Regions from separate parts of the Homo sapiens genome. Here region 2 is linked to region 1. A link is a contact called in ENCODE POLR2A ChIA-PET data. All regions are on one chromosome and are shown on one strand. The core of a region is the stretch at or near the end of the contact, and the rest is flanking DNA. Distances in the headings are between cores, read along the strand shown.

Region 1 (5,556 bases), core at 1,572-4,071:
AGCTTTTAATATTCACATTCAGATGTGCAACATGAATGAATTTTCCAACTTCAGCTTCCTTGGACACCTGAGCAATTGCTTGGGGAATCTTCACAAAAACATCCTCAAAATCAAAGTTTTTGGTTTCCCAGTCTCGTCCAACAAGATTTATGACCACATTGCTGTGTTCCACTACTCGTCAGATAGAATCTTTATCTCTCGCGTCCCATTCCAGAAACAGAAGCTAGCCCAGGTCTCCCATGGGACGAAGGTGCATGATGTCACATGTATCACACCGATAGGGTATGATCACCTGTGACCCCACGCGTCCAAGGTGGTTGACAACACATCGGCCCAGGAATCCTGTTGCTCCAAACCCAGTGGCCACAATCCCACTGACTTGAGGAACATTCACCTTTCCCATGAGGTATGAGGGCATGATGAAGCTGGCAATGGAGTGGGCTGTGACACACGGATGTGGCTATTGCAGTAATGGCAGAATGTGACATTGGCAGGGCCCAGACAACCCGGGATTGTGCAGCGGCCGCCATCTTCTCCCACAATCCTTTTTTTTTTTTTTTTTTTTTTCTGAGACAGGGTCTCACTCTGTAGCCCAGGCTGCAGTGCAGTGGCGTGATCTCGACTCATCGCAACCTCTGCCTCCCAGGCTCAAGCGATCCTCTCACCTCAGCCTCCAGAGTAGCTGGGACCACAGGCACACGCCACCACGCCTGGCTAATTTTTTTGTATTTTTGGTAGAAACGGGGTTTCACTATGTTGCCCAGGTTGGTCTTGAACTCCTGACCTCAAGCGATCCACCTGCCTGGGCCTCCCAAAGTGTGGGATTACAAGCATGAGCCACCATGACCACTGGCAGTCATTCATTCTTAACCAAGTATCAATAAAATAAATACAATGAAATTCTGGATCTTCATACTGTAATTTTATAGTGTTATCTTTTAATCAAGTTTAGGATAGGATAAAGATAAAAGGTTGGGCGTGGTGGCTCATGCCTGTCATCCCAGCACTTTGGGAGGCCGAGGCGGGCAGATCACCTGAGGTCAAGACCAGCCTGACCAACATGAGAAACCTTGTCTCTACTAAAAATACAAAAATTAGCTGGGCATGGTGGCGCATGCCTGTAATCCCAGCTACTCAGGAGGCTGAGGCAGGAGAATTGCTTGAACCCAGGAGGCAGAGGTTGCGGTGAGCCGAGGTCTAGCCATTGCACTCCAGCCTGAGCAACAAGAGCAAAATTCTGTCTCAAAAATAACATAACATAACATAACATAACATAACATAACATAACATAACATAACATAACAAACATAAAAAATAAAATAAAATAAAATATAAAAGACATACCCTGCAGCAAAGCAGGAGAAAAATACCAAGAAAAGAAACCCTCAAAATAAAGAAAAGTTTAAATATGTCACAAAAACTCTGCAAACTACCTCTGAAACTCCCATGGGTGGAACCACCATAAACTTCTTTGGAACCACAGGAAGGGCTTGTAAATTCCTATTATAAATGCATCTATTTCTTTTCTGATCATAATCTTTAAAATTAGGTGGTCAGTCTGGTCAGAAATAAAACTCTTCTGTATGTTACCTTTATGAAAACATACAAAAACCAAAAACCCACAGGGAAGCTAAGTTATCTTTTTTATTCATGCTCCTGCATGTTCACATTTTTCTACCTTTAAAACAAAACAAAAAAAAAAAAAGAAAGAAAGAAAAAAGGGGGAACAAAGTGGTAGGAGAAGAAAAAAATTTATTTCCAATTATCAAAGTCAAATAAGGAAAGCTATGCTTTATAGCTATATACAATTCACATTAAGAGACAAAAAGGTGTAAAAACTCCACACTATAAAGAGACTCTAAAAAGAATCACAGTCTTATACACAGAGATTAAGATGCACACATACTTCATTCTATCAGGAGAGCATGTTATCAGACTTTGTGACTGATAGCTTATCACCCTATCTGTTAGTTCAGAGGAGAGAATGTGTCCATTTGAGCACTAAAGAAAGTCTTCTGAGGAGGGCCCACAGAAGAAGTTTCTGGCATGCTTGCTTCTGAGAAAGAAAAATCAGATAATCTGGGACAGCAATATGGGTATTGCCAATAATTCTAACCTTGCTTCCTGAATTCCTACATCTCAAAAATGCTGGATTTTGCAATGTGAGTCTGGTGGGCAGAAAGGGTCTGGAGCCACATTTTAGATGCTCTGCCTCTGACTCCAATAATTCAAGAGGCTACTTGTTTTGTTTGTTTTTGAGATGGAGTCTCACTCTGTGGCCCAGGTTGGAGTGCAGTGGCATGATCTCGGCTCACTGCAACCTCCGCCTCCCGGGTTCAAGTGATTCTCCTGTCTCAACCTCCCAAGTGGCTGGGATTACAGGCGCCTGCCACCACACCCAGCTATTTTTGTATTTTTAGTAGAGACAAGGTTTCACCATGTTGGCCAGGCTGGCAGGCTACTTGTTTTATACGAGTTTCTCTGTGGTTGTAAGAGGATAGCGGGGGGAAGTAGGTATACCGGGGGAGCCAGCACAATTTCTCAAAAATGTACCTGAGAAATCAGGCACTAAAAATTCTTCAGAAGAAATCTGAGGCAACCCTCTATACATAGTTTATATTCCTATCACTTCCTGGACTGGTAGAGACAATACAGACTCACCAAAACAACACTGAGGTAGAGAAATGAGATGTATGAGTATTGTCTATGAAGCTGACTTAAAAAAAAAAAAAAAAGTCGAAAGAATGAGGCTCTTTTTCCCTCACTTCCTCTCAGCTTAAAATAGCAGGGATTCCCACAGGGCAATCTCTAACAGAATTCTGCTACTCAAATGTGACACATGGACCAGCAACAGCAGAATGAGCATCAACTGGAAACTCCTTAGATTTGAAGAATCTCAGGCCCCACCCTAGACTTACAAAATCAAAATCATATGATAACAAAAGCCCCAGGTAACTCTCAGGCACACCGAAATCTGAGAAGCTGGTCTAGACAGAGGCACTGGCCACATGCAGCAGTAGCGACTCATGGGAGAAGGCGTAGATATGGCTGCCACTTTCCAGTTAGGGGATGTAAACCACCCTGGAAGACAAAACAGTGAACATTCCTCTCCCACTTGCTGGTTTCAATGTAACACCACCAACCGCTACTATTTACTCAGAGCATATTATGTGCCACAACTTTGCATGCATTATCTCATTGCATCTTCACAATATCTCTGTAAGACAGGCCCTGTTATCTTTTTCACAGATCAAAGGAAATTGAGGCCCAAAGTGGTTACATAATATACTCATGGTCTCACAGCTAGTGAATAAAGAGCCAAAAGTTCAACGTTCGTTTTTAAGACTCCAAGATCATTTCCACTAAATCATACCTATTCACTGACAAAACTGAATCAAGACTGGAAAAAAAATCACTGAAAAACTTACCCTGGATATAAATAACCCTGCACTCTACCTCTGCCCATTACCAAGACTTTAAATAACAAATGAAGCCAGGTGTGGTGATGTGAGCCTGTAATCCTAGCTTCTCAGGAGGCTGAGGCAGGAGGGTTTGCTTGAGCTCAGGAGTTTGAGACCAGCCTGGGCAACATAGTAAAACTCTCATCTCAAGAAAAAAGTAAAAAACAACAACAAACGACAGAGATAGGGTTTGGGAGTTGGTGTACACATACTGTACTTGTGCACTGGCCAAAACACTGCTACTACTGATGTCATTCAGAGAATAGACCCAGAAACTTCTGTGAATGGTGGTTACCTTCTATGATGTCTAAACTAAGCTCTAGATGTATATATACATGGAGAAAGCGGTCCATCTCAAAGCTAGCCTCTTGGGAAAGGCAATTAAGTGATTTGTTAGAGCTCTTACTCCCAGTTATTAGGAAACCCAGAGCTACCACCCCTAAAACAGAAGACTGCATTATCTTGGCTGGGCGCGGTGACTCACACCTATAATCCCAGCAATTTGGGAGGCTGAGGCAGGCGGATCACTTGAGTTCAGGAGTTCAAGACCAGCCTGGCCAACATGGTGAAACCCCATCTCTGCTGAAAATACAAAAATTAGCCAGGTGTGGTGGTGCATCTGTAGTCTCAGCTACTCAGGAGGCTGAGGCAGGAGAATCGCTTGAACCCTAGAGGCAGAGGTTGCAGTCAGCTGAGAATGCACCACTGCACTCCAGCCTGGGCGACAGAGTGAGACTCTGTCTCAAAAAAAAAAGAGAAGAAAAGCTGCATCATCTTAAAAGACCCATCTTTCCTTATTACGTTTCAATTATACTCTCAAAGAACTTCCCTTACTTCTAACTAGCTTTCTCTGGTATCCCCTCCCTACAATTTTTGACGTCATGAAGTCCTCCCATCCCAACCACTTTTCCATTATCTACCCACTCCGGTTCTGCACCCTCTTTGTCCAATTTTGATGCCGTGTTCCATAATTACAATCTCTCCCTTGCAAATACCCTCAATCATTTGTCCTCTCCATCACTGCCACCTGACACAACTCCAATCCTGGTTAAATCCAATTGTCTGCCTTTTCTAGTGCCTATGCCCAATCAGCTGAATGTTGCTGAAGAAAAATCACATAACCAAGCTGACTGACTTCACTATATATTCATGATCACAAACCTCAAATGGACACTCAACGATGCCAAGCAATCCACCAAAGCTGCCCTTGAAAGCTTTCCTACTCCCCAAAATGACTATTTCTTGCTTCTCCTCAAACCTCCCTCATTCACTCTTCACTACCTACTCTCAGCTAATTTTCTTATTTTACTTTTTGTCTGTTTGTTTTGAGACAGGATCTCACTCTGTCGCCCAGGCTGGAGTGCAGTGGTGCGATCATGGCTCACTGCAGCCTTGACCTCCCGGGCTCAAACTATTCTCCCACCTCAGCCTCCCAAGTGGCTGGAACTACATGCACATGCCACCACGCCCAGCTAATTAAAAAAAAAAAAAAAAAATTTAGAGAAGGGGCGGGTCTCACTATGTTGCCCAGACTAGTCTTGAATTCCTGGGTTCAAGCAATCTTCCTGCCCCAGCCTCCCAAAATGCAGGGATTACAGCCATGAGCCACTACACACAACCTCTTAGCTAATTTTCTATGTCATTTTAAATGAGAAGCATTCAGACAGTATCTTCTTACCACTAAATCTAATGTTCTATAATAAGTAAATGATTAAATGAACCCTAATTTTTTTAAAGTTCTCCTTTGACCCCTCATCTCCCTCCAGCTACCTGCTATTTCCCTGCTCACCACTTCAGGGTAAATTATCTTGAAAAAGTTGTTGTCTATATCTGTCTCAATTTCTTCACTTCTCATTTTCTTCAATCTACTCAAAACAAAGTTTCCAAGCCCTCCACTCCATTAAATCAACTTATCAAGGTCTACTACTTCCACATTTATCTGACCTCTTAGCAGGATTCAACAAAGCTGACAATCTTCTTAAAACATTCTCTTCTTCTGGCTTCTGAGATACTACAATGCCATTTTTTTTGTTTTTTCATGCATCACTGGTTACTGTTTCAGTATCTTTTTATGGCTTCTCCCTCGACAGACCTC
Region 2 (5,556 bases), core at 949-3,448, 95 kb after region 1:
TGATACTACTCCATTCAAAAGGTAGGTCCTGCTTTTCCTCCCCTTAAGAGGAGCTAGACTTGCTTCTAACAGCATAAAGCAAAAATTTAAGTAGATCCTCCTGCCTCAGTCAAGCCTTCAGATAAATGCAGCCCAGTCAAAAGCTTGACTGAAACCTCATGAGAGATCCTGGGACAGAACTACACAGCTAAGTTGTCTCAAATTTCTGACCTACAGAAACTATGAGATAATAAGTGTTTGTTGTTTGAAGCCAGTAAGTGTAGGGCTAATTTGTTACACAGCGAGAAATAACTAATAGGGAGGGTATGTTGTAGTGCACTGTGTTATGAATCCCAAACTGCCATTATGGGAGGTCGAGGCAGATAGATCACTTAAGGTCAGGAGTTTAAGACCAGCCTGGCCAACATGGTAAAACCCCTTCTCTACTAAAAATACAAAATTTAGCCAGGTGCTGTGGCAGGCACCCGTAATCCCAGTTACTCAGGAGGCTGAGGCAGGAGAATCACCTGAACCCAGGAGGCAAAGGTTGCAGGGAGCCAAGATTGCGCCACTGCACTCCAGCCTGGGAGACAGAACGAGACTGTCTCGAAAAACAAAAAAACAAACAAAAAAATCATTAAAGGTCCCTCCAAAGTTCTGAAAACAAGGACTACCAGAAAGAAGCACACCAGTATTGTAGTAACTTCCCCTTCTAGTTTGAGCAAGCTAATAGGAATATAATGAGAGCCAGAAATATATGCCATTATGTAATTTAAAATTTTGTAGTAGCCATATTAAAAATGGTAAAAAAAAAAAGGTGAAACTAATTTTAAGAATATATTTTATTGAATCCAACACAGTTAAAATATTAGCATTTCAACATGTTGATTTTAAAACATACTCAATATTTTAAAAATCTCAACATAGTATCTTACATTCTTTTTTGTACTAATTCTTCTAAATCTAGTGTATAGTATTTTACATTGAGTGCATCCTTTTATTTATTCATTTTATTTATTTATTTATTTATTTATTTATTTATTTTTTGAGATAGGGTCTCACTGTGTCACTCAGGCCAGAGTACAGCAGCACGATCATCGCTCACTGTAGCCTTGACTTTCCAGGCTCAAATGATCCTCCCACCTCAGCTTCCCAAGTAGCTGGGACCACAAGCCTGTGTCACCATACCCAGTTAATTTTTTAATTTTTTGTAGAAATGGGGTCTCTCTATGTTGCCCAAGCTGGTCTCAAACTCTTGGGTTCAAGTGATCCTCCCACTTCGGCCTCCCAAAGTGCTGGAATTACAAGCGTGAGGTACCATGCCTAGCTTTTTTATTTTTTATTATAATTTCATATAAGAACAGAGATGCGGGTCTCACTTTGTTGCCCAAGCGATCCTCCCACCTCAGCCTCTCAAAGTGCTGGGATTACAGGCATGAGCCACTGCACCCGGCCTGAGAGTGCAGCTCTATAGCCACATGTGGCTACCGTATTACCATATTACACAGCAAGTCTAGAGGATTTCTTCTACAGCCTGTTACCCCTTCAGAAACATGAGTGTAGAGCCCAGGGAGGCAAAAGTAAAGAATGTTTTAGATAACTAAAGGATCCTTTTTATTGTCTTTACTGAGATATCTCATTTGAGCAGGTCCCAAGCTGGGAAAGGACAGCCTTCATGAAAGAAAAGAAAGAGGGAAAGGACAGTGCTTACTGTTAGAAAGAGGAACAACTACTTTGAAGAACTGAAAAGAAACTAATACTTCCTACAAAACATCAAAACCAATCATCAGAGTATAGAGAACATCATCTACCTTTTTACGTGATATTCCCCTCAGCATTCAGTCACCCATTCATCTCATACACAGGCTACATCCATTTGAAATGGAAAGATGCAGTTTGTTCCGAATAAGAAGGTTTGGAAGGAAATAAATGGGGAAAAACACTGAGTGAAAGAACATTTGCCTTTCTCCAAACACAAAAACCTTCCCCATTTAACACATTTGCCTCCTCTCCGCCGGCAATGTTATCTCCTAGGATCATAGCTTTCAAGAATAAACCAAACCCAGAGCCTGCCGGGAGACAGTGATCCAACTGATACGGTTTGGCTCTGTGTCCCCCACAAAATCTCATCTCAAATTGTAATCCCCACGTGTCAGAGGAGGGGCCTGGTGGGAGGTAACTGAATCATGGGGACAGACATCCCCCTTGATGTTCTCAGGATGAGTGAGTTCTCGAGTGATCGTTTAAAAGCATGTGGCACCTCCCCCTTCACACTCTCTCTCTCTCCTGCTCCACCATGGTTAAGATGTGCTTGCTTCCCCTTCTGCCATGATTGTAAGTTTCCTGAGGCCTCCCAGTCATGCCTCCTGTTAAGGCTTTGGAACTGTGAGTCAATTAAATCTCTTTTCTTCATAAATTACCCAGTCTCAGGTAGTTCTTTACAGCAGTGTGAGAACGGACTAATACACCAACAAGAAAATCTCTTCCAGTGCAACCAAGTCACCCTTTTCCTCCTCCTCCTCCTGCTTCTTGAGGAGCTAGATTCAGACGATTATGGAAAAAAGCCCAGCTGTGTGAGTCACTGCAGCCATCCCAAGGGGCCTGGGCAAAATCCAGAGGACAGCTGGAAACAGCTGTTGTGAGATCAACTGCAACTAGGAGGGAAGGAGGAAAAAGAGGATGAATTCATAGTTTATTACACATGATCCCATTCTGGCCTCAGCAAAGCTTGTTTTTATTTTCTCTCCCAAATGAAAAGTTTCTTCTCCCTTCTTACTAAAGATTCTTCTTCTAACAAAGAAAATAATAATTGATTCACCAATAAAAACCTCCTGAGATCATTATCCAATCTACTATGGGGGATACCATTCCCCTCACCCATATGTCTCCCACGGTACAGGATAAACAAGAATCCAACAGGTGAGGAAAGAATTATCTTAAAAAAAATATCTGTAAGGCTGGGCACGGTGGCTTATATCTGTAATCCCAGCACTTTGAGAGGCCAAGGTGGTTGGGTCACTTGAAGCCAGGAGTTCAAGACCAGCCTGGCCAACATGGCGAAACCCCATCTCTATTAAAATCAGCCAGGCATGGTGGCAAGTGCCTGTAATCCCAGCTACTCAGGAGGCTGAGGCATGAGAATCACCTGAGCCTGGTAGGTGGAGGTTGCAGTGAGCTGAGATTGTGCCACTACACTCCAGCCTAGGCAACAGAGCAAGAGCAAGACTCTGTCTCAAAAAAAAAAAAAAGAAAAAAAAAAGCTGTAAAGGCAACTGTAAAGGCAAGACACCTTTGACTTGAATAAAGCTCTTAAAAAGAGAAAAAAAAGTCACCAGGAAATATGAGGCTGCTGAGATCTAGCAGAGAAATAGCCCCAAGGAAAGAGAGGTTGCTCTATGGTTCCTTACACGATAATATTATAAATGCTTTGTTGATTAAGGAAGAAATGTCAGAAGAGTGTTTATTTGCACAGCTAGAGGGCAACCAGCCTTAGGATGTCTAATCCCCTTTCCTATCAGCCAAAAAGATGTAGATCTCCACACATCAATCCTGAGGTCCTGAAGAAAATGGTGACTGACACCACAAGTCCAGATACTGTGGTAAAATGAAGAGCAGGTACCTTTCCTAAGAAAGAACTTCTCAGAGTTTGATAGGTAAGGGAAGAATAGGGATTTACTGGCATTTGATACAAACTAATATTGATTTAATGGGCTCTGATAATATGAGACTTAGGAAACTAATAAGCATTCTCCTCTACCTGGTCTTAACACACCCAGACATCCACCCTTCAAAATCCCTGGGCTTACAGCTCAAATGGTTTTGATCAACACATATTCCTCAGTGGTCAGTCTTGGATTCTACAGTTCTTTCAGACATTCACACAATAGAAGCGGTCATACCTTAAAATTTACCAGCCAAACCATACATGAGAATAGAAGAACTGCTGCCTTCAGAAGTCTAGAGATATATTTAAAAGCCAACAAAATCTCCTCTAACTCTCTCAGCTGCCCACCTGCCATCAATAACACTGTTCCTAAAGTAAGGTACAAAGGTTCAAAATCCCTCTATGCATTCTCTGCTCCCTAGTGTGGCCCTGTCACTACAGAACTTCAATTATTTCTTCCACAAATATTTTTAAATACTGTATTTACATTCCATCTCATTTCAATATATATAAGACCTCTTGCAACTAATTGCCAAAGAGAGCCACAGGAGATCCTGTAAATAGTGGAAGGAACTGAGATGCGGAGGGAGTATAGAGGAAAGTCTGAGTCAGCTCCCAAGGCCAAAGGAACACTTCCCTTGGCCTCCCAGGCTTAACATTAAAATAACTGTCGGATGCAGTGGCTCACACCTATAATCCTAGCACTTTGGGAGGTTGAGGCAGGAAGATCGCTAGAGCCCAGGAGTTTGAATCAGCCTGGGCAACACAGTGCCTAGGCTATAGTGCCTCATGGCTACAAAAAATAAATAAAAAATTACCCAGACATGGTGGCACACCTGTAGTCCCAGCCACTTAGGAGGCTTAGGTGGGAGGACTGCTTGAGCCTGAGAAGTCAAGGCTGCAGTGAGCCGTGACCGAACCACCACACTCCAGACTGGGTGACAGAGTGCGACCCTGTCTCAAAAAAATAAAATAATGACATCTTTGTTAAAAAGATGTAAAAGTCAGAAAAAGTTTTTCAGTTGCCTTAGCTAACATTTTGCATCTCCCTCTTTTTCTCCTTTATGCTTCTCCTTTCCAAGTGTACAGCAAATCTAGAATTTTATACTAAATTCTGATACAATTTTATATTATATATAGTTTTATCTTTCCCACCAATACAATAGCAAGGTATGACCCTATACCATATTTTACACCATCAACTTACCTTATTTAATTTTGGCTGAGTTTGTATATCATCTAACCAACTCAATCAAAAGCCCTTACAGACCATCTCCTAGATCTTACATTTCCTGCACACACTACCTCACATAGAGAACATCCAATGATACTTCTTAATTAGGTTTTTTTTTTGAGACGGAGTTTCGCTCTTGTCGCCCAAGGTGGGATGCAATGGTGCGATCTCAGCTCACCGCAACCTCTGCCTCCCGTGTTCAAGCAATTCTCCTGCCTCAGCCTCCCGAGTAGCTGGGATTACAGGCATGCACCACCACGTCCAGCTAATTTTTGTATTTTTGGTAGAGACGGGGTTTCACCACGTTGACCAGACTGGTCTCGAACTCCTGACCTCAGGTGATCCACCCGCCTTAGCCTCCCAAAGTGCTGAGATTACAAGCATGAGCCACCGCGCCTGGCCAATTAGGTTATATTTCATATAAAATGAGTGCAAGAGTGAGATGGAGTGATTCAATCTAAAATGCACAAAGTGAGAAAGCAATCAAGGTGAGCCACCCTCCAGAAGACAGGAAGAAAAAAAGCATTTGATCAAATCTTATGAGATGACATCTGGAGCCTCTGCACCTCGTCACAACAGCCAAGTCTATCAGTAACATAGCTAAGTCGCCACAGCCACTTGTACTTTCATCCCCTTCTCCTTCAGTATTTCTGATGACCACAATAACTTCCTTTCCAAT

The links. ChIA-PET counts read pairs that join two places held with the same protein, here RNA polymerase II (POLR2A).
Region 2: POLR2A ChIA-PET joins it to region 1 with 11 read pairs in activated CD4-positive, alpha-beta T cell. The contact joins two enhancer-like sites. POLR2A ChIA-PET finds 5 or more read pairs at or near these places in 3 of 52 experiments (BJ, activated CD4-positive, alpha-beta T cell and activated CD8-positive, alpha-beta memory T cell).

The regions. Positions count from the first base shown.
Region 1 is chr22:35,897,875-35,903,430 of GRCh38, forward strand. All of the region lies in intron 2 of RBFOX2 (RNA binding fox-1 homolog 2), which reads right to left. It also overlaps the pseudogene NDUFA9P1. Among named protein-coding and RNA genes, the nearest start is that of RBFOX2, 130 kb to the right of the region's middle. Within about 2 kb of position 2,822, at least 4 of the 41 ENCODE cell types and tissues checked have a DNase peak (open chromatin) inside an H3K27ac peak, as active enhancers do.
Region 2 is chr22:35,993,398-35,998,953 of GRCh38, forward strand. The region is part of intron 1 of RBFOX2 (RNA binding fox-1 homolog 2); the gene reads right to left. Among named protein-coding and RNA genes, the nearest start is that of RBFOX2, 33 kb to the right of the region's middle. Within about 2 kb of position 2,199, at least 15 of the 41 ENCODE cell types and tissues checked have a DNase peak (open chromatin) inside an H3K27ac peak, as active enhancers do.